Regions from separate parts of the Homo sapiens genome. Here regions 2 and 3 are each linked to region 1. A link is a loop called in an ENCODE intact Hi-C map of the cell type or tissue named here. Cell type or tissue: CD4-positive, alpha-beta T cell. All regions are shown on one strand. Region 1 has its middle 62 kb from the start of MIR4290HG. Region 2 has its middle 29 kb from the start of GADD45G. Region 3 has its middle 99 kb from the start of MIR4290.

Region 1 (8,000 bases):
CACCACATACACATCACATACCATCATACACCACACCATACCACACACACAAACCACACCCCACACACACACACAACACACCAAACATAACACACCACACACTGTTGTGTGCAAGTATGTGTATGTATATACCACATACATACTTGGCATACACACATACACTTGTATGTGGTATATACATACTTGCACACAACACACGCCAAGCACATCACATCACACAGATGTACCACAGACATACGCCACATACATACACCATATACCACACAAACAACACACACCACACACATCAAACACATCACACCATACATATAGGTACCACACACACACCAAAACACACAGCATGCACACGCACACATGACATACTGCACTACACACACCACACGCATACACACACAACACAGCACACACCACAAACCACTCATTTAAAGAGAAGCATTTCAACTGTGAGTTTCCACTGCCACCTAAGGGTTCAAATGTGAGAGAGCCAGTTCAAAGGAAAACAACCTCAGACCGAGCTTGTCTGACTTTGAATGTGGCCCAACACAAATTCATACACTTTCTTTAAACTTTATGAAATTCTTTTGCGATTTTTTTGTAACTCATCAGCTGTCATTAGTGTTAGTGTATTTTATGTGTGGCCCAAGACAATTCTTCAAATGTGGTCCAGGGACGCCAAAAGATTGCACACCCCTGCTTTGGATCTTAAAATAAGTATGATCTGGGTCAAGGAACAGCTGCTTATTTTTTAAGCTCAAGGGCCCAGGAGGATTCCATGAGGGGAAGGAGATGTGCGTAATTTGGATAAGAAACTCACAATCTTAATTTAATAGAATCCTCTTTCCACTTTTTTGAGCTCCAGAGATCACACAAGCGGTGTGTGTGTAAATATATATGCATGTGTGTTTGCAGGTTTATATGTGCACGTGTGCACACGTGCATGTTTGAGAGATGGTGTGTTTTGAGTGTGCACATCTTTGCACATCTGTCGGAGGAGGGTAGGCAGCAAAGGATGTTCCCTGGGAAGGCATTGTTGTAGAAAGAATCTCACAAAGGAAATATTCAGAAGCCAAGGGTGGTGGGAAGAGGGCCAAGGGGAGGGCTGGGCAACTTGAAATTACACTTACTTATCTGGTTCTCTCGACAAGTAGCCTGTTCTGCTGGGCTACTTAGATCCATCTGCAGGCCAGTGCTGTCCTCCACAGGGCAACCGATCAACTTTCATGGGCTTCCAGATCAAAACTGACCAATTAGTATAAAGCTTTCTCTGAAGGGCCTGCCCATCAGTTCTTTTAAATACTCTCAGAATGATTGCATTGTCCAGCCAGGGTTGAAGCCCATGGTCTATAACAGGGGTCAACCAATGTTTTTCCATAAAAGCTCAGATAGCAAGTATCTTCAGGTTTGTAGGCCATATGGTCTCTGTCACAACTACGCTACTCTGCCCTTATAGCCTGAAACCAGCCATAGATAATCTCCAAAGATATAAACGTGACTGAGTCCCAACAAAACTTTAAGGATACTGAAATTTGAATGTCATTTGTTTTTCATTGGTCATAAAGTGTATTTGTTCTTTTCATGTGTTTTCATTCACTGAAAATCCAGAGAGCATCTCGGCTCACAGGCTGTATACACAAGTAGGCTGTGTTGGATTTGGATGTGGGGGCTAGAGCTTGCCTCCCTTGATCTTGATCACTGACTGGCATGTAGCTCAATGTCTACTGTAAGGTCAGGCTGGATTTTTAACCACCACTGGACATGAGTGTCCTGTAATATTGTCAATAAGTTTATTGATATCTTATTATTGATATTTTACATGTATGCAGGATTCATTCTTATTCTTGATAGCATGTCTAATGGGTAACTATTTACGTATTTATTTTCTCACCAAGGAGCATAGTGAAGCCAGCAATCTGAAGTTTGAATTTAAGCTTTTTTGATGATCTCATCTCTAATTTGAAGCCACAGACCTCCAGACAGCAGCAACCTTTAATCTGACAGTCAGAGAAAGGATTAGAGTGACAGTTTGAAGATGGGTTACTCGTGGTCTTGGTTTTTTTTTCCTTTTGTAGTAGAGCATTGTTGCTTTGAAGATTTATAGGTCAAGAATGTTGTAGAGACAGTCATATGCTGCTATTTGCCTGTAGGTAAAGTAAGAATCAAATTTAGCGGCGTTCAGACATGGCTGATATGCCAGGCTGCCAGAGACAAATATGTGAGTGCTTGCTTAAGTTTGGGGCTTAAGAACCATGTTAGTTTCATTTATTTCTGTAGGTATTTTAGGATTTTCAGTTTTGAGTATCTTAGTCAACTTTTTATGTTGATAGTTAATTGCACATTTCATATATCCAACTAAAAAATGTGGAAATAAGCAGATGATCTTTAAAATATAGTTTTCCCTGTTTATCTCGATAAATTCTTTTTTTTTTTTTTTTTTTTTTTGAGAGTGAGTCTCGCTGTGTCACCCAGGCTGGAGTGCAGTGGCCCGATCTCGGCTCACTGCAAGCTCCGCCTCCCGGGTTCATGCCATTCTCCTGCCTCAGCCTCCTGAGTAGCTGGGACTACAGGCGCCCACCACCACGCCCGGCTAATTCTTCGTATTTTTAGTGGACACGGGGTTTCACTGTATTAGCCAGGATGGTCTCAATCTCCTGACCTCGTGATCCGCCCTCCTGGGCCTGCCTCCCAAAGTACTGGAATTACAGGCATGAGCCACTGCGCAAGGCCAATCCTAACTTTTTAAATGACAGACACATTGTTTGCCCTTTGCTTGTAATACTTTGAATGGTTAATTTGTATATCCCTTATTGATCTTCACTACACCTCAATATGAGTACACTGGACAAGGAGCCATGTTTCCATTTTCAGATAGAATAAGAGAAGTTTGAGAAGCTACCATGTAGCTTTATGAGGCAGGTTATCTGTTTTACAAGATGTCTTCAGAGTTTTTTCTATCTCTAATTTTTAAATAATTTTTACATTTTTTTCTACTGTGATTCTGAATTTAAAAAAATGGAACTAACTTCACACTCTAAATTTGCATTTTTGTCATGCTAAGATATATTCCCCTTCATGTAACTTTTCCTTTAATAGCACAAATTACAGCAACACTAGATGGTATTATTTTGAAATAGTTTAGAGAGGATCTTTGTGATTCTTCAACAATTAAGTCCTGCAGACACATCTCCATCTTTGGAGGCTCCCTATCTTTTACCAAGGGTCAAGTATATGGTGACCTTTTCAAACTGTTCCCTGCTAGGTGTCTGAGTTTGGCTCTGAAAGAAATCATTTCCTTTAAGAGCTCGCTCCAAAGCAAAGCCTTTACACGTGTAACATCTCCTTGGCCACATGCGTCACTCTGCATATAAACAGCCTGATTGGCTGGGGCTGCTTAGATCCATCTGTAGGCCAGTGCTGCCCTCCACAGGACAACCGGTCAACCTTCATGGGCATCAGAATTACCTGAGAAGTTCTGCCAAAAAGACACGCCTGAAGGAGCAGGTGCAGGTCTACCTGGAACCCTGGCCTCTGAATGTCACCAAGTGTCCAGGGATTCTTGAAACTTCTCAGGGGACTTTACTCTGTGGTGTGTTGGGCTGTATGGACTGCTGATGTCTCCTCTGAGAGGATTTACAACCCTGGGCACATAAGAATCACGTGGGAGAACTTTAAAAAGTGACAGTCCCAGACTGCACCCCCAGAGATCCTGATTCTGGAAGTCTGGAGTGGGTGTGGGTCAGGCTAATGAAGCTCCTGGAGGCTTGAAGGCTCTGTTAGGTGTGAGCATCCCAGACTCTGCCTGGGTAATTCTAAACCCTGGTTGCACTTCAGCATCGCACAGGGAGACTTATAGACCACTTGTGTCTCATGTGGTGAGCTGAATAAAGTCCGCGAAGATGTCCACTTCTGCATGCCTGGAGCCTATGAATATGTTACTGCTGTGGTCTAAATATTTGTGTCCCCCCAAAAATTGTAGTTTGAAAACCTAATCACCAGTGTCGTGGTATCAGGAGGTGGGGTCTTTGGGAGGTAATTCAGGCAGACTCTTCCCTCATGAATGGGATGTGTACCATTGTCAGAGAGGCCCCAGAGAGCTGCCTTGCTCCTTCCACCATGTGAAGGTGCAGGAAGAAAGCACAGTCTGTGAACCAGGAAGTGGGTCCTGAGCAGACACCAAACCTCCAGGTACCTTGATTTTGGACTTCCTAGCTTCAAGAACTGTGAGAAATAATTGTGTGTGTGTGTGTGTGTGTGTGTGTGTGTGTGTGTGTGTGTGTAAGACAAAGTCTCGCTCTGTCGCCCAGGCTGGAAAGCAGTAGAGCCATCTCAGCCTACTGCAACCTCCGCCCACATCCCTCCCCACTACCCCCTTTCCCCGCCCCCACCCCAGGTTCAGGCAATTCTCATGCCTCAGTCTCCTGAGTAGCTGGGACTACAGGCCCGTGCCACCATGCCTGGCAAATTTTTGTATTTTTAGTAGAGACGGGGTTTCGCCATGATGGCCAGGCTGGTCTCGAAATCCTGGCCTCAAATGATCCACCCACCTTGGCCTCCCAAAGTGCTGGGATTACAGGCATGAGCCACCGCGCCTGGCTGAAAGTTTGTTTTTTGTAAGCACCCAGCTTATGATCGTTTGTTTTAACAGCCCAAATGGATTAAGACAATTACATGGTAAAAAGAACTTTGCAGATGTGATTTGGTTAAGGATCTTGTGATGGGGAGGTTATCCTGATCACCTGGTGGGTACTAAATAAAATCACAAGGATTGCTTATAAGAGGGAGGCAGGCAGTTAAGAGCCAGAGAAAATGTGAAGATGGAAGCAGAGATCAGAGTCATGTGAGGTCTGAGTCAAGGAATGTAGATGACCTCTAAAAACTGAGAAAAGCAAAGACATTGATTCTCCTCTAGATCCTTCAGAAGTAATGCAGCCTGCCAACACTTTGATTTTAGTCCACTGAAACTAATTTTGAACTTCTGACCTTCAGAACTGCAAGATCATAAATCTGTTATTTTAAACCACTAAGTTTATGGTAATTTGTTACAGTGGCAACAGGAAATGAATACAACTGAGACCTCAGCACAGACCATGTAGACCAGAATCTCTGGTGCTCTTTCCTCCCTGCTTCTCCCGTTAAGAAACATCTTAGTTTATGACAGTCTAGTTTGAGTTAACGCCAAATTAATTTCACAGGTATACAAAAACTTTGCTTCTATGATCTTTGATCCTCCCTCCCACCTTCATGCTGCTATTGTTACAGATTACATCTTTATACATTGTGTGCCCATCACTCAAGATTTAGAATTACTGTTTTATGTAGTGGTCTTTTAAATCAGACAGAAAAAAAGAAAGAAATGGCTGGGTGCGGTGGCTTATGCCTATAATCCCAGCACTTTCGGGGGCCAAGGCGGGTGGATCACCTGAGGCCAGGAGTTCAAGGCCAGCCTGGCTAACATGGCGAAACCCTGTCTCTACTAAAAATACAAAAACTACCTGGGCACACTGGTGTGTGCCTGTAATCCCAGCTACTCAGGAGGCTGAGGCCAGAAGAATCGCTTGAACCCAGGAGGCAGAGGTTGCAGTGAGCCAAGATCACACCACTGCACTCCAGCCTGGGTAACAGAGTAAGATTCCATCTAAAAAAAAAAAAGGAAAAAAGAAAGAAGTTATGAACCAAAAGTACCTTTATACTGTTTTTTACTTTTACCTATGTTGTCACATTAACAGGGCCTTTTATTTGTTAGTGTGGATTTGAGTTACTACCTAATTTCCTTCCATTTCAACATGACGTGTTCCCTTTAGCATTTCTTGGGAGAAGGTCAGCTAGTGACAAATTCTCTCAGCTCACCTTTTCTTTTTAAAATTATAGCATGTCTTAATTTCTCCTTTGAAGGATGGATTTGCTGGATGTAGAATTCGCCATTGACAGATTTTTCTTTCTTTCCACACTTTGAGTATGCCAGCTCACCTCCACAATTATGAGTAGTCAGCCATTAGGCTTACTGAAGTTCCTTTGTGCGTGGGGACTCACCTGTCAGTGAGGTGTGAAATTGCCAGCATTTCTTTATTTCTCACTCTTGAGTTTGCAGGTGGGCCGTGGCAGTTCTACTGAAGTCCGCAGGTGGGAAGGGCAGAGATCTGATTCTCCTGCATTTCCAGGCAGAAGGCACAACCACTCTCTGGGACGCATGGCTCTGATGCGATAAGAGCACACAGAGTGAGCCCAATGCACCATGTGTGTTTGGCTCTTAGCTTGGACAGGCAAATCCACATCCACTCACATTCCAACAAGCCAAAGCAAGTCACCCAGCCCATTGCTTCTGGGACAAGGATGTACATTCCTCCTGGGCGTGGGGGTGCGGGTACCGCAAGGGGAATAAATTTTTCCTGAGCTACGATACAATCTCCCACCAAAAGTCATACAGCCATTTAGTTAACAACTTTTCTTGAATAGTTCAGTTATCATCAATGATCCACATATTGATAAACATGACTTGACAATAATAACAATGTTAGCATTTTACACTATTTTCTAGAAGCTTCACTATGCTTCATTTATTCTCAGAAATTCTCTCTAGGATAAGCTTCATGGGCAGAAAGAAGAATGAATGAAAGCCACGTAAAAAGGACTGTAAAAGCCAGTAAAAAGGGCTGGAATAAATGGGACAAATCATCATCCTTTTCTATACCCTTATTTCATCTGTGTGAACACATTTGCTTGCTGATTTGTAATCAGAACCTGTGGCCAAAGAAAAAACTGTCTGTCATCTTAGCTCCAGAAAGCTACTGTCATCTTACTGCATCCCAGGTGGCTTCTTTTGCAGGATTCCTGGAAGGATGATGTTAGCTCTGCTGTTTCACTGGAAGAGTGACTTCACTGGGCCAGCCCTGTGTCCTTCCCACAAATGTGGTTCAGGATTTCATCCAACATAGCTCTTTACCGTGGTGCTGCCTCTAATTTGGGTTTACCATTACCCCACTGGAAGCCAAGAAATATTTACCCTATTTATATTTAGCACTTGAATCAGAGTGTTATGATATCAAAGTCCATGTAAACTGCTGAACAGAACTTTAAAACAGCATCCTGAATCAGAATGCATGCCCTATTTTGTTGTTGTATGAGTTTGTTTTCATTTATGAAAAGGTGATTTGAAAAAGGACTGCAAATTCCTCCTTCTCTTCTAGGCCTGCTACTGCAGCATCTCTGTTTTCACTGTCTAGATTTTGTGTCTAAACATTCCTTTGTAATTTATAAGATTGTTGAACGTGGGCTCAGATCTTCACTTCTGTGACCTTAGTCCCAGACACTGCTGTCATCCATAAAGGTACTATAAGACCCCCTTACATCACTCTTTTAAGACAGACACCTTCAACTGAAATGCATTGCATGTGACTTCCTCATTTCAATGACTAATTAAATTGTGAGTATATTTATGTAGAATAAAGTGAAAGGTTCTTAATGTAGTTATATTTAATATGTTACTTCTTCATTAAAGAGCTTCCTCTGAGCCAGGCGTGGTGGCTCATGCCTGTAATCCCAGCACTTTGGGAGGCCGAGGTGGGCGGATCACGAGGTCAGGAGATCGAGACCATCTGGCTAACATGGTAAAAACCCATTTCTACTAAAAATACAAAAAATTAGCCAGGCGTGGTGGCAGGCGCCTGTAGTCCCAGCTAATCGGGAGGCTGAGGCAGGAGAATGACGTGAACCTGGGAAGCGGAGCTTGCAGTGAGCCGAGATCGTGCCACTGCACTCCAGCCTGGGCGACAGAGCAAGACTCTGTCTCAAAAAAAAAAAAAAAAAAAAAGAGCTTCCTCTGAGGAAGTTACCTACTTTTGGTAAAGTGGGTATTTTGAGTGGCATAACTAGCATGAGCAGCATATCAGTGCAAATGCAGTAACACTATGAATTAAAAAGGGAATAAGAAAGGTCTTGTGTTTGATCAAATATTTATCTATTAATGTAGAAATTCTCCTTGGAACCCTGGTTGGTGCTATTGCTTT
Region 2 (8,000 bases), 530 kb before region 1:
ATGGGGAAAAACAAAAGGTAACATTCTTAATATGAAAATAGGTCTTGGAAACTAAAAAAAGAAAAAGAACATGGAAATGAAAATTGTATTGGAAATGATGGAAGAATAGGAAATACTTCTCAGAAGATAGACTTACAAAGAAAATGAGACCTGGGCACCGTGGCTCACGCCTGTAATCTCAACACTTTGGGAGATCAAGGTGGGAGGATTGCTTGAGCCCAGGAGTTCGAGACCAGCCTTGGCAACATAGTGAGACCTTGTCTCTACATTTGGAAAAAAAAAAAAGAATGAAAAAAATTAGCCAGGCATGGTGGAGATGGAGGCTGCAGTGAGCTGAGATCATGCCACTGTACTCCAGCCTGGGTGACGGAGTATGACTTTGTCTTAAAGAAAAAAGAAGAAGAGAAAGGAAATGGAAAGGAAACAGGAAAGAAAGTGAAGATCATTAGAGGATTAACCCAGGAGTTTCATGATGTGAACAAATTCTAATGGAGATGAAAGGAAACAGAGAAGAGGAAATTATCAAAGAAATACATTTAAAAATTCCTAGAACAGGCCTTGCAGAGTAGCTCACGCCTGTAATACCAGCACTTTGGGAGGCCGAGGTGGGCAGATCATGAGGTCAAGAGAAGGAGATCAGACTGGCCAACATGGTGAAACATCGTCTCTACTAAAAATACAAAAACTGGCTGGGCGTGGTGGCGTGCACCTTTAGTCCCAGCTACTCGGGAGGCTGAGGCAGGAGAATCACTGGAACACGGGAGGTGGAGCTTGCAGTGAGTCTAGATTGTGCCACTGCACTCCAGCCTGGCGACAGAGCGAGACTGTCTCAAAAAACAAAAAACAGAAAAACTCCCAAAACAGAAGGACTTGAGTTTCCAGTTTGAAAAAACTCACTGAATCCCCTGCAAAATGAAAGGAAAAAGACCTTCAGTAAAACACAAATCCTGAAACGTCAAAACACTCAGATCAAGCCTCACAGTGAGAAAAATGGGACCCAAGCTAAGGACTAATTGTCTTCCCAACAGCAACACGGGAAGCTAGAATGCAGTGAGAATATGACTTCCCAATTCCGGGGAAACAGCATTCCACTTAGACCCTAGACCCTGAAAGGCGAGTGCTCCAGGGGGATGGAAAAATGACATTTTCAGTCATGTGAGTTCCCGAGGAGCGCACTTTGTAGATACCTTTTCTGAGGAAGCTGCTATTGGACGCCCTCCAGCAAAATAAAAAAATAAATTAAGGAAGCAAAGGACCCAAGATCAGGGTCAAAGGCACGCTCCTGACCACCTGGCACCTTGAGGTTACAGGGGGCAGCAACCTGAAGAACAAGATTCCTAGGAAGGTCTATTTCCTAGGAACAGATGCCACTGATGGAATACGTGATGTTTTTTGAATGTATTGAGAAGAGATTTACATTTCTGATGAAGAATTTTTGGAATGAATTCTCAACAGGTAAAGAAAAATGGATAACCTGTGGTACCTTACAATAGAACAGATATCTATTTCTGCAATGAAATAAATTGCTAATTTCAAGAAAAATGAGTGGCTGATTTTTGTTGTTAATGACATGAATGTTGGATGCAAACGTTACTTGAAAGTCATTGTCTTAGTCCATTTTCTGTTGCTTATAACAGAATACCCGAAACTGGGCAATATAGAAAGAAAAAGAACTGATTGCTTATATTTATGGAGGCTGAGAAGGATGAAGCTCAAGGAGCCATGTATGGTGAGAGCCTCTTGCTGGTGGGGACTCTGCAGAGTCCTGAGGTGGCACAGGACATCACATGGTGAGAGGGCTGAGCGTGCCAGCTCAGGTCTGTCTTCTTCTTATAAAACTACCAGACCCACTCCCATCATAACCCATTAATCCATTAACCTATTAATCCATTAATCCATGAATAGATGAATCCTGCCTTCATGACCCAATCACCTTTTAAAGCCCCCAGCTCTCTGTAATGCCACATTAGGGATTAAATTTCTTTCTTACTCTTTTTTTGGAGATGGAGTGTCCCTCTGTTGCCCAGGCTGGAGTGCAGTGGTGCGATCTTGGCTCATTACAACCTCCATCTCCCGAGTTCAAGCAATGCTTGTGCCTCAGCCTTCCGGGTAGCTGGGACTACAGGCACGCACCACCACACTCGGCTAATTTTTGTATTTTTAGTAGAGACAGGGTTTCGCCATGTTGGCCAGCATGGTCTCAAACTCCTGACCTCAGGTGATCCACCTGCCTTGGCCTCCCAAAGTGTTGGGATTATAGGTGTGAGCCACCTCACCCAGCCAGGATTCAATTTCAACATGAGTTTTGGAGAAGACAAATATTCAAACCATGTCAGTCATTAAAAGTTGAAAGCATTGAATACATATTTTATCCTGATAATGTTCACAGTTCAAATAAAAAAAAGTGTAATCATCAATGAGAAAACATAAAACAACATTATGAGCCAGATATAATAAAGCATTTGACATATACTCTTGGGGGAAAACTTACAGAAAATTATTGGTAATACAAATTTAAAAAATGGAAAATAGCATTGGAAACTGCAACACGTTTTGGGGAAAATTTCTGAATTAAGACAGTACAATTTTAGTTATCACCAACGAAATACAGTTTCATAGCAGAGGTATATTGTATTAGCCTGCTCACACTTATAACAAAATACCACACACCATAACAAAATACTGTAGATGGAGTGCCTTAGACAACAGAAATGTATTTTCTCACTTCTGGAAACTGTAAGTCCAAGATCAAGGTGCTGGCAAGGTTGGTTCCTGGCGAGAGCCCACTTCCTGGGTTGCAGCGGCTGCCTTCTCAATGTGCCCAGGGGTGGGGGGAAGTCTCTTCATCTTCTTATGAGGGCAGTGATACTGTCATGAGGACCCTACCATTGTGACCTCATCCAACCTTCATCTCTCCCAAAGGCTCCACTTTCCAAATACCATCCCACTAGGGGTGAAGCTTCGACATTAGAATGAAGAGGAAGGCATAATTTAGTCGGTAGCATATATTACTATCTAGTCTTTCAAGAGGAGATAATTCTATGGCCGGGGGTTGGGCACTGCCTCTTTGGAAAGCTCAATGTATACATGCCCTGTGACCTAGCAAGTCTGTGCTCAGATATGTGCACCTGTGCACCAGGAGAGACAAAAAGAATGGTTACATTTGCACTGTTTGTATTGTAAAAAAGTGGATGATGTAAATATCCATTCACAGAAGAATGAACAATTTAGGGTATGTGTCTACAACAGAACCCTTTAGGCGGTTACACAAATGCATCTAAAAATGGTAGTGTTCTTTGTAAGAAGGCAAGTTGCAAAATAATGTCTTCTGGCTGGGTGCAGTGGCTCACGCCTGTAATCCTAGCACTATGAGAGGCCGAGGAGGGCAGATCACCTGAGATCGGGAGTTCAAGACCAGCCTGGCCAACATGGTGAAACCCCACCTCTACTAAAAAGACAAAAATTAGCTGGATGTGGTCACGCATGCCTGTAGTCCCAGCTAGTCTGGAGCCCAAGGCGTGAGCGTCACTTGAACCCAGGAGGCAGAGGTTGCAGTGAGCTGAGATTGCGCCACTGCACTCCAGCCTGTGTGACAGAGCCAGACTCTGTCTCAAATACAAAAAAAGATGCATTCCATATGATGCCAAGTATACAAAGTAAAAAAAAAGGCATGCACCGCAATGTATTCTATTAGTAATGTGTGCATACATTTGTAGTATTTAGATTAACTTCAATTGTATGAACAAGTTCTAAAAAGATACTGTACTAATTTTTGACTGGAGTTTCATAAAACATCTAAGATAAATGCAGTTTTTCTATTAAGAAATAATATATATCTTACCAAAGAAAACTTTTTTGTACCTCAATCAGTAAATTTTGATGGTTTTCTTCCTTAGTTTGTCTATATTGCTTTAAAGATCATAGGCATTTAATGTATTTTTATTTCTGCTATTATTAATGGAATATCTCCCCCATTATAGCTTATATTCTGTGATTGCTGTGTTATAGAAAAGTTATTAATGGGCCAGGAGGGGTGGCTCATGCCTGTAATCCCAGCACTTTGGGAGGCTGAGGCTGGTGGATCATGAGTTCAGGAGTTCGATAACAGCCTGATCAACATGGTGAAACCCCATCTCTACTAAAAATACAAAAATTAGCCGGGCATGGTGGCTTGTGCCTGTAATCCCAGCTACTCCGGAGGCTGAGGCAGGAGAATCGCTTGAATCTGGGAGGCAGAGGTTGTAGTGAGTTGAGATCTCACCATTGCACTCCAGCCTGGGGGACAGAGCAAGTCTCTGTCTCAGGAAAAAAAAAAAGAAAAGAAAAGCTATTAATTTTGTAACGTTTAATCTTATACATAATCACTTGATGCATATATGAATTTTAAGATGATTAGCTGTGTTTTGAGTGTTATTCCACTATCCTCCAGTTGTGATAGTTTTATTTCCTTCTTTTACATAATTACACATCTTATTTCTGTTTTATTTATTTTTAAATATTTTGCATTGACTGAACATTCTGGACAAATGGTAAATAATAATTTTCACAACAGGTAATTTTTTTTCCCTAATAGAAATGGGAATGTCTTTAAAGTAGATTTTTGTTGTTGCCCAAATGTAGGTAATAATCTCCCCTTCTTAGGGCTTTCAACTTTTCCTATTGCTAATAGATATTAAATGTTATAAAATTACTTTTGGGAAATAATTTTTTACTGGACTTTTTTTATCTTAAACTGGTAAGCCAGAATGATATTGTAATTGTGGAATTAGACCACTAGATGGCGGTGTGCACCTATTTTTTTGCTTTGGGACCCTTAAATTGTTTATTGTTAAAATTTAAACCTTTTAAATAGGGGTGTCCAATCTTTTGGCTTCCCTGGGCCACATTGGTAGAAGAATTGCCTTGGGCCACACATAAAATCCATTAACACTAATGATAGTTGAAGAGCAAGGAAAAAAAAAAAACACCTCATGATGTTTTAAGAAAGTTTACAAATTTGTGTTGGTTTACATTCAAAACCGCCTTGGGCCTCAGGCGGTCTGCCAGCTGAGGGTTGGACAAGCTTGTTTTAAATTAACATAATCCACAAACTATCATCTTCCTTTCGACTTTCAATTTAGTGATCTTAAATTAGGAATATGCTTAAAAATACTTCTTGTCTCTCCTGTATTGAGTCAGTTTTATTGGGGTATAATTTATACCACAATAACATTCAACAATTTTAAGGATACAATACAGAGAGTTGTAACAAACACATTCAGTCTTGTTTCCACCACCACACTTGTAATAGAGAACATTGGCATCACTCCAGTCACTTCCCTCGTACCTTCCCTGCCTGCCAGCCCCTGGAAACCACTGATGGGTTTTTGCCACTTGACCTTTTCTAGAATTTCGTATTAGTGGACTCATACAGTATATAGCCTCGTGTAGGTGGCTTCTTTTCCACAGCCCCTTGCTTTTAGGATTCATCCATGTTGTTAAGTGATTCAGTAATTTCTTCCTTTTTATTGTGGACTAGTGTTCCATTGAATGGCTTTACAACAGTTTGTTTACTCATCCAACCACAGTGAACATTTGGGGTGCTTCTAGCTTTGGGATATTATGAACAAAACTGTTACAAACATTTACACAGAAGTCTTTCTGTTGACGTGTATTTTCATCTCTTGGTAAATACCAAGCAGTGGCATTGCTGTGTCATGTGATGAATATATGTTTTAACTTTCTAAGAAACTGTTTTCCAAAAGGTTTTCTGAGGTGGCCACAGCATTTTATGCTCTCCCCTGCCATGTGTGAGAGTTCCAGTCTCTGCACGTCTTCACCAGCACTTGTCATTACCAGTCTTTTTAATTTTGGTGAGTGTGTAGTTACACTTTATTGTGTTTTGACTGCATTTCCCTAATGTCTAATGATGATAATAAACATCTGTTCATGTGCTTATCTGCCATCCGATATCTTCTTGGTGAACTGTCTGCTCAGATCTTTTGATTATTTTTTTAAATTACCTTGTTTATCTTCTCATTTTGCATTGTAACAGCTCTTATATATTCTAGATAAAAGTCTTTTCTATTATTTGCAAATATTTTCTCACAGTCTATAGCTTGCCTTTTCATTTAACAGTGTCTTTTGAAGAGCATATATTCTTAATTTTGATAAAGTTCAATTTATTAAATTTTTAATATATAGTTCTAGTTTTTTGGGTCCAGTTTAAGAAATCTTTGCCTAACCCCAGGTGACCAAGATTTTCTCTTATGTTTTCTTCTAGAAGTTTCATAGTTTAGCTTTCACATTAAGATCTATGACCCATTTCAAATTAGTCTTCTTCTACAGTGTGATGTAGGGGTTGCATTTCATTGTTTTGTTTTTGCATGGGACAAATTTGCATCCAGTTGTTTCAGTACCAGTTGTTGAAAAAATTATCATTTCTTCATTGAATTGCCTTGGCAACTTTGTCAAAATTTAATTGATTCTACATGAGTGGATCTATTTCTGAACTCACTATTCCATTCCATTGACCTACATGTTTTTTTTCAGTTAGACTAATGCCACAATGTCTTGATAACTGTTGATTTATAATAAATCTTGAAATGAGCAGTTAGTCTAAAAAACCTCATTCTCCTTTTTCAAAATTGTGTTGGCCACAAGCAAACAAAATTGTTTTAGATCCTTTGCATTCCATGTAAATATTATAATTAGCTTCTCAATTTCTGCAAAAAAGAAGAAACCTCCTGAGATTTTACTTGAGATTTCACCAAATCTCTAAATCAGTTTGGGGAGAATTGACATCATAGCAATATTGACTCATGAACATGGTATACCTCTCCATTTATTTAGACCTTCTTTAATTTTCCTCAGGATTGTTTTGTAGTTTGTGCATCTTTTGTTTAATTTATTCCTAAGTATTTCATATTCTTTGATGTCACTGTAAATGTTACAATGTCATGTAAATGTTGCTAATTTCCAATATTTTATTGTGTTTTGAACATTTCCACCTTTCAGTGTACTTCTAGTATATAGAAATCCAACAAATTTTTAAAAATTGAACTTGTATCCTACAATCTTGCCAAATTCACTTGTTAGTTCTAGTGGCTTTTTGTACATTCCTTAGATTTTTCCATGTAGATTATTATATCTGTGAATAAATCCAGTTTTATTTCTTCCTTTCCAATCATATGATTTTATTTTTCTCACAAGGACCTCTGTGGTTGGCAGAATAATGCCCCAGTGATGTCTACATCTGAATCCCCAGATCCTGAGAACATGTTACATGACAGGGCAAAGGGGAATTAAGGTTTCAGATAGACTTGTAGTTGTTAATTAACTGATTTTAAGAGATTATTCTGGAATATCCATGTGGGACCCAATGTAACCATGAAGATCCTTGTAAGTGGGAGGGGTTGGCAGAGAGGACATCAGCCTGATGGATGTGAGAAGGACTCGATCTGCTGTTGCTGGCTTTGAAGGTGGAGGGTTAGTCCATTCTCATTCTGCTAATAAGGACATACCCAAGACTGGGTAATTTATAAAGGAAAGAGATTGAATTGACTCACAGTTCAGCATGGCTGGGGAAGCCTCAGGAAACTTATAATCATGGCGGAAGGGGAAGCAAACACACACAAACCATGGGGAACTATGAATTACTATTGAGGAACAGCACATTCAACATGTCATAGCAATCAAATACAAAATTAGCCCGGCATGTTGGTGCATGCCTATAATCCTAGCTACTCGGGAAGCTGAGGCAGGAGAATCGCTTGAACCTGGGAGGCGGAGGTTGCAGTGAGCCAAGATCACCCTGTTGTCTGCTGTGCCATGGACGCCTTGGCTCAGAATGCAAGTGCCTGGGAGGGGAGATGTTCTAAACTGCTGTTCTGCATTCACAATGAGCAATATTTTGGAAAGAAGGATATTCCTGGGTTAGGATGAACCCAGGCACTGCCTTCAAAACAAATTTTTAAATTTAAACGTTTCACTCTTCCACCTCATTCTGCCAGGGCTGTTGA
Region 3 (8,000 bases), 180 kb before region 1:
AGCCATGTGTTAGAACGAGCTCGTCTGGGGTGGAGGGCAGCAGGAGAAGAGAAGGCAGCTGGGAGGCCAGGTGGAGGGTGGCGGTGGCCAGGATGGAAATGGAGGAGAGGCTGGAAAGGCAGGAAGGAGCCCCAGGGAGTGTTGTCTGAGAAGCCTAAGTTGGGGCATGAGGAGGGAAAGTGTGTGAGTTGAATAGTGTCAAATGGAGCAGACGTCATAAGACTTTTGCTATGGACTGAATTGTGTCACTCCCAAATTCATATGTTGAAGTCCTAACTCCCAACATGGCTGTATCTTGACATAGGGTTTTAGGAGGTAATTAAGGCTAAATGAGATTGTAAGAGTGGGCTGTTGTCATGGGGTTAGTGTCCTTATAAGCGAGCTGAGAGCTTTCTCTCCCTCTCTTTCTCTATCCCCTCCCTTTTACCCCACTTCCCCACTTCACCACTTGAGGATAAGCAAGAAGACAGCCATCTGTAAGCCAGAAAGAGAGCCCTCACCAGAACCCCACCATGCTAGCACCCTGATCTGGGACCTCCAGCCTCCAGAACTGTGAGAAAATAATGTCTGTCATTTAAGCCATGCAGTCTATGCTGTTTTGTTCTGGAAGCCCAAGAAGACAAATACAGCCTCGTTCCTGGAATGTTGAAAGTGTCACTGGGGCGAAGATGGTATACAGCCTCTTATTTTGAACTCCCACTGTTCTAACATTCGTTCATGAAACATCTTTTGTGAATTGATGCCAGGCAAGTGGTATAAAAAGGAAAAGGCACCCGTCTTGTGAGTCCAGGCTGCATCCGCTGAAGCTGTCCCTGCTGGCGGCTGCAGTTCTCCTCACAGGGCGACCACATTCACAAACACCCTCAGGGCAGTGTCCCAGAAACAGAGCTTCCCAACTGAGATCTGTCCTACTTTTGAAGATGACTGCTGTATTGCTCAGGGAGGGAGAATTTTCAATCCTTGCAAAGCAAGACAGAAACAAAAGGGGTACTTGGCCTTCTCAACCGGTGTGCATGTACAGTATTTGAGGGCGCTACCTTTAGACAGCAGGGTGAGTGTGCAAAGGGATCCTCGTGTTGGAAGATGGGGGTAAAGGGGTATGAGTCTGAGTTCCTCCTGAAACACCAGCCTCTCTCAGAGGCAGCAGCGGAGCTCCGCGTATGCTGGCGCTCTCTTTCTTGCATCGTGTTCATGGATTTCTAAATTCCCTTGCTAATGGCAACAGAAATACCACCATCAAAACTAACGTCTCAAGGGTCCAAGGTTTCAATCACACAAAGCCCAGGTTATCATAGGAACATGGGGCAGGCAAGGAGGGGGCCCCTGGGGAGCCATCTTCATGTGTCCTCATTAAAATGAAGGGAGTCATTCAGAGATTTGACTGTGTTTGTCTCCTTCTACTATTTTTCTTTAAAAAGCTGTTTCAGTTAGAGTAGGAAGAGCAAGATACACTTATTTCTGAAATGGGTGCAAGAACTTTCAAATATGGAAACACAACACCTTTCTATTTTTTGAATTCTGCTTTTAAAACGGAAAAATACTTGTTCTTCTTGAGAATTGGGCTTTCTGCTTTGAAGGAGGTAATATCAAAGCAATATTTTATTTGCAAGTAATGAACTGTACTCTTTTAACTTGTTTTGCTAAAGCATTGCTCTTCTGGGTACTTCATAGTTAAAGTATTGTGCCCTCCCACCTACCCTGAAGTTTTTGCTAGTCTTTGTGCATGACATTCAAAATAACGTACTTCTGCCACTACAAGGTGTGAGCACACTTCTAAATGACAAAATGATTGAGTTATCATCAAGATATTGTTCAGTATAAACATCATTTTACTTTTCTAAACTTTTAAAAGTGGCCAACACATTCAGTCGCTGTATTATCTTTTGATTAACCCAAGTGCTCAGCTATCCATCGCATTCCACGAAGTCAGTTTGCAATTAATGAGCAGGACACAGTTTATCAGCATGCCTGAGAAAAGCGATTGTATCTGGATGTCCTCAGCCCTTTCCCCTCCAAATAGGCTGTGTGGTGAGTGCTCCTTCGAATGGTACAGATGGCCGGCCTGTTTATCCTCTCCTGCCCTTGCTTCGGGCCATGCCTAAGTGCCTCACCCCTGGCTGAGTGACATCAGGTCCAGCTGGAAGTGGGGCACCAAAATGCCTGCCTCACTGGAGCTTGGTGGTGTCTGTTTGCTCACCTGCAAGGCCAGCATGGCCTTTTATTAGAGGTCTCAGGGGGCTGGGGGAGGCCATAGCTCTTTGAATTTCTCTTATTAACTCTTCTTTGACTGGTTCCAAGTCAAAGACTTCTGCGTGCATATGTACACACACTGTATCACACACACCACACACTCACACTACCCATGGATATGCACACATACCACATACCACACACACATATGCACACACACACCACACAACACCACACACATATATGCACGGATATGCACACACACCACACTACACACATCATACACACACTACACAATGTTACACACACCTATACACACACATACACACACATGCACACATACTGCGCTACACGCACCACGCACATACATGCACACACACCGCACTACACACATCATACACGTACCACACAATACTATGCACACCTATACACACGCATATGCATATGCACCACACACACACGTTATACATCCCCCACATACATTTTCTCCACTTTTCTTGGCTGCTTCCCTGGTCCTCACCATCAAAGGAATTCTTGCAGTAGAGCCTGGAAGGCTTCTCCCAGGAAGCACCCACTTCCTGCAGGAGAGAGACTGTGAGAGCGCGCCAGCCTCCTCCCCAGCCCTACACGCTGCCATTCATCCTCTCAACACACTTGTGAGTGTCCCTGTTGTGCCAAGCACTCTTCCAGGTCCTTCCAGGAGGTGGGTGAGGGGCACTGATGAAAAAAATGGGCCTCAACCTGGAGTCATGAAGCTTGGGGGTTTGGGTGGGACACAGGAATAAGAAATGAACATATCTGTGAACACGATGACCAGGAATTACAGGAGGGAAAGAGCACCGAGGAGCCTGCAGAAAGAGGCCCTGGAGCCCGGAGCTGATGCCAAAGGCTGTCCAGGAGGAGCAAAGGAGCAGCCAGGAAGGCCCTGGGGCACAGCAAGAGTGTCCAGAGTGAAGCCCAGCAAGTGGGGAGGGCGGTTCATGCAGTGAGAGGAAGACTCTAGAGGTTTTATCTAGGCCGTATTCCTTCCCCCTTTGTGGAGATGGGTTGTGCAGGGGGTGTGGAGGGAGCTAGAAGCTCCGCATGCATGGAAGATTAGTGCTCACAGAGCCCCAGATAGAGGCCGAAATGCCCATGGTGGGTGAGGAAGAAGTTTGGAAGGGGAAGCCAGAGAGGAGACGATGCAGGGCTCGCACTGGAACCAGCTCAGTTGGATGAAAGAAAAAAGTAAAGAAAAACGGAGAGCTTGAGCTTAAGGTCATTTTTCTAACTTTCTGTGTTGAAATAACGTTGGACAGACAGAAAAGTTACAAGGATAGAGTTTCCATACATACTTTTTTCATGTCAAGATCTTGTATCAACACGGCCCATTGGTCAAATCTGAGGAATTATTGTGGGTAAAATACGATTAGCCAAATGGTAGACTTTGTTTGAGTTTCCCTATCTTTCCACTCACTCCCTTTTTCTGTTCCAGGATCCAGACCAGGAGCCTACATTTCACTAACTTGTCAGGACTCCCGTCTCTCCTCCAGCCTGCGACAGCTCCTCCGTCTTCTTTTGTCTTTTCTAACCTTGATACTTTTGACGAGTACTGGCCAGCTGTTTCGCAGGATTTTCCTCCAGCTGAGTTGGCTTGAGGTTTTCTCTGATTGGATCACAGTTACCGGTTTTCGGAGGAACAGCACAGAGGTGAACGGTCTCACTTATCACTCCACATCAAAGCAGGCATGACACCCACGTGACTCATTCCTAGGAGGCTGACCTTCACCTTTTGGTCTGGGCGACATCTGCCAGGTTTTTCCACTGTCTAGTGACTATTTTTTTCTTTTCCTTTTTTTATGTTTGTGAAAGTCCTGCCCACACTCAAGGGGCGGGAAATGAAACTACACCCCCTGGTGTAATTTGTGAGGTACATTAAAACCACCCTAGTAATAGGAAATGCTCACATTATGCTTTTGGTCATTGTTATTGAGCTAGTTATGAGGCTTCTTTTTCCCTCTGTGGGAAGATGACATTTTCACCCGTAATACCTTGTCACCCGTACCACTTTGGCAGTCTCAGTGAAGATACCTGCACCCTCTGGGTGAGGGGCTTCTGACTAGTGCCATGGATGCTTGCTCTACAGAGACCAGAGAAGACTCCAGTTAGGGAGAGCGGACTCGCTACGCTCAGGTGCCGCCCCTCTGTCTCCCAGCCTCTCTAAAATGACAAGAAAGGGACAAAAGCCTTATTAACTTATAGAGTGAAAGACAGCAGGGATAACCAAGGGTAAAGCATCACAACACATTTTGTAAGTGCCTCATCTGAGCAGATCCTGACCAGGAGTGTCCCCTCTCCTGCCACCCACTGGAAGGTGCAAGCAGACGGAGGTGGACAAAGCCCTGGGCTCATGGCAGGGCCCCTGCAGTATCTGCCTGGAGGACCTCAGGCACCACAGTTCCCTCTCCCATTCTGTATGCCCTGTGGCTACTCTGGACACAGTCCCCATAGGAGGTGGTAGTTGACTGGGGATGCCATAACAAAGTGCCACACACTAGGTGACTTAGAACAATAGCAATGGAGTGTTTTACAGTTCTGGAGGCCAGAAATCCAAGATCCAGGTGTTGGCAGGGCCCCACTCCCCGTGAAGGCACCAGGACTCTCTCTGCCCAAGGCCTCTCTCCTACCTTCTGTTAGTTCCTTGGCTTGTGGCAGCAGAGCTCCAATCCTTACATGGCATTCTCTACGTGTACGAATGCATCTATGTCCAAATTTCCCCTTTACATAAGGATATGAATCATACTGGATTGGGGCCCACCCTTGCAATCCTATCTTAAATAATTACCTTTGTAACAGCTCTATCTCCAGATCTACACACACACTCGGAGGGACTTGGGGGTTAGGATTTCAACCTGTGAATTTTGGAGGGAACGTAATTCAACCTATAACTAGGTGGGATGTTTACTTGCTGAAGGAACAGACAGTCCCACTAGGCTGGGAATGGTAGACCCAGAGAGGGCTGGAGGGGAGCTTTGGGGCTAAAAAGACAGATTACATGCAAGCCAGCCTCCTGAACCTGGGACCCTCAGCTCTTCTTCCCACTCTGCTTCCACAGGTCTACCCTGCCCTCACCTGGGGAGAAGTGTGGAGGACTCCTCCTTGGAGAAAGTGAAAAACTCCCAGAGAAAACATTGGCAGGAATTGGCATTGGATGGGTCCTGGCTTGAGACTAGCTCCCATTGCATCAGTCTGCAAGCCCTCTGCTATTTCTACCTCCCCACCCAAACTCCAATCCACACTTACTTTAATGTCCCATTCTGCAATGTGAGTGGGCAGCGGAAGGTCACCAGAAGCTGTAGAGAAAGTCTTTACATGAAAGACAGACACTAAGGGGTAAAATCGCAAAGCAGGTATGCAAAAGAAACAAAAATAACCAGGGGGCTAAATAATCGAAAAACAATATTTTATGTTCTCAGATATCAAAGATGGTATTGCATCTGTAGAGAAGGAAAAATGTACTAAATAAAATTACTAAGTATTGGTCTAGAGGGTTGGAGAGAATATAGATATTTTTTAAATACGAAAATGAGATTTATCTATCAATCATCTATCTACCTATGTCATTCATCTATTTATTAATCCTCTATCTATCTACCATCTACTTATATACATATTCATTCATCACTATCTATCCATCTGTCTTTTTGCCTGAGTACTTTCTTTGAAAACTACTGGATAATGCACTTCAGTAAAATAAGGGAGAAAACTAGATAACATGGAATTCTGGAAACAGAGGACCCAATACAAGAGAGAGATGAGGAAGGCTCAAAAGTCTCTAAGAAAAAAAAAAGCTACTGTATTTGAGTACTTGGAAGTGTGTTTAGGCATTTAACAGATGCGTTAAAATTTTTAGAAATGTTAGCAAGAAGCACGTGGAAAACTGAGCAAACAAAAGCCCAAGGCAATTTTTAACTCCAGGAAAAACAAACATAGAGTGGTGTGAGAGAGGAGGCATTCTCATGGCAGACCACTGGCCTCGGTGGGGTACGATCAGCACCTCACATTAATAACGTAAACTCTGCCTGTGGGGAGGGGAGGCAAAGAGGTTGGGGTTGGGGTGATGTGAAGGAACTGACTTTGCACCTTTCTTAACAGAAAACCAATAAGATACTCTAAAATATTGAAAAATCAAGAAATAGCAGAATAGTATATTACAGAGATATGCAGAAATAGATACCAGGGAAAATATATCTTTAAAAGTTGAAAGTGCTTTCCTCTATGAAGCAGGGAAGGTTTGGGCACTGGGCCCAACACTTTTTTAACATCAGCTACTTAGAACTCTTTGCTTTCACTGTGTGGACGTACTTTGCTAAATGTAGAAGCATAACTTTACAGCAGAAAGGCGGGGAGAAAAATGTGTACACACAAGCTTGCGGAGGCTCACAAAAAGGGAAAGTCTTTCTGGCAGGATTTTGTGTTGACTTTTTGTAAGCGTGATCAGCCCATGGAGTTTTTCCTGTATGCTCAGAACTGGGAGGAAATCTTCCTGCTCCTTGGAGCCCTACCTCTCCAACTGTCAGCATCATCTTGGAATTATCTTTGTAGCAGGAAGCTTAGGGCACTAACACCTTGCCCTCCTGGTTCCCAAGGTGGGAGGTGGGTGAGCGACAGCTATGCTTCTCCCTGCAGAGGAGGCAGCGCAGGGGTGCTGGGAGCACCTGTCAATGGGTGAGAAAGGAAACGGTGTTTCTCTGATGCTTTTGATTGAGCTGCAGCTCTCTACTATGCTACTTAATTGACAGCAGCTGTTATAAAGCTTTAGCTTCTAGGATAAGGGACAACTTGTAAATTTCAGTGTCTACTGTGAATCTTATGGCTCCATCACTCTTCCTCTCTCCCATCTGCATTTACTCACCAGTGTGTCTATGCCCCACACTTTAATCACCCGTCAGCCTTCCTGGAATGGATGTCTTCAAGCCCTCCTGTTTGGTGTTCTCAATCAGGATGTCCTCTGACTGTCCTCCCCACTGAGGACAGACAACATTAGTCAGGACCAGAGGGATTTTATGGAGACATGGGGTCTCCACTTACTAGCCTGCCAACTTCCCCTTCCCAAACTCACTGTGGAAAGTAGGGCCGCTGTAGACCAGTGACACGCAGGGGGTTGGCTTGGGGAGAAAGGGTAAGGAGAGCGTGAATGCCACTGCTGGTTGATTGGAATGGCTGGACTGGAGATTTGCACCAGAATGAGGGAGTTGTGCAGATGCAGAGCAGATTTTGTGCCTGACATCCACCCAGTTAGAAGACAAAGAATCATGGTGCCGTTTTAGGCAGCAATGTGATTCGTGGAGATCTTTGTGCTCTTGCTCTTTCAGGGTTTGGGAATTCTGGATCCTGGCCATCTCTTCTTCTTTTCAGAGTAACAGTGGATATATTTTGATTTTACCTAGCTAGTGTTGCAGCGAAGCCTTAGGATAACACTAAATGAAGCATCCTTTAGCCAAAGCAAACAATCCTTTGGATGTCCTTTCAGAGACTACACCACATCAAATGAAGTGAAACCCCAGACCTTTGGAACACTCACCATTTTTCAAATTCAAGCCTATTTTGAAAAATTAATAAAATGAAGCCTTTTAAAAAGACCCCAAGGAAACCATGGAGTTGGTAGCTTCAGCAGATTGGCAAAGATGGACTGCACAAAAAGAGAGATGCTGGAAGGCATAGGAGCTGCCCGGTGGATAGAGTTCTAGACATGGGTTCCTGGGGGCCTCTCCTGGCTGGCAGCATGGGCAGGTTTTTGCCCTCCTAGACCTTCAGGACTTGGAAAAGCA

What was found. A loop is a pair of places that touch in the nucleus more often than their neighbours do. Peaks named below come from ENCODE experiments on the same cell type or tissue, not always from the same donor. Only the 100,000 strongest peaks of a DNase experiment are listed, where the experiment ranks them.
Region 2: it touches region 1 in a loop (12-fold over the local background); 12 of 110 quality-filtered maps call a loop at or near these places.
Region 3: it touches region 1 in a loop (3-fold over the local background); 50 of 110 quality-filtered maps call a loop at or near these places.

The regions. Positions count from the first base shown.
Region 1 is chr9:90,099,079-90,107,078 of GRCh38, forward strand. No RefSeq gene overlaps it. Among named protein-coding and RNA genes, the nearest start is that of MIR4290HG, 62 kb to the left of the region's middle. In CD4-positive, alpha-beta T cell, a CTCF peak has its summit at 3,396 (motif pointing left); a DNase peak (open chromatin) is centred at 3,383.
Region 2 is chr9:89,571,731-89,579,730 of GRCh38, forward strand. No RefSeq gene overlaps it. Among named protein-coding and RNA genes, the nearest start is that of GADD45G, 29 kb to the right of the region's middle. In CD4-positive, alpha-beta T cell, CTCF peaks have their summits at 4,803 (motif pointing right) and 5,004; a DNase peak (open chromatin) is centred at 4,781; H3K27me3 peaks cover 486 bases.
Region 3 is chr9:89,920,247-89,928,246 of GRCh38, forward strand. No RefSeq gene overlaps it. Among named protein-coding and RNA genes, the nearest start is that of MIR4290, 99 kb to the right of the region's middle. RefSeq lists an enhancer at 930-1,099. In CD4-positive, alpha-beta T cell, a CTCF peak has its summit at 4,080; a DNase peak (open chromatin) is centred at 4,055; H3K27me3 peaks cover 329 bases.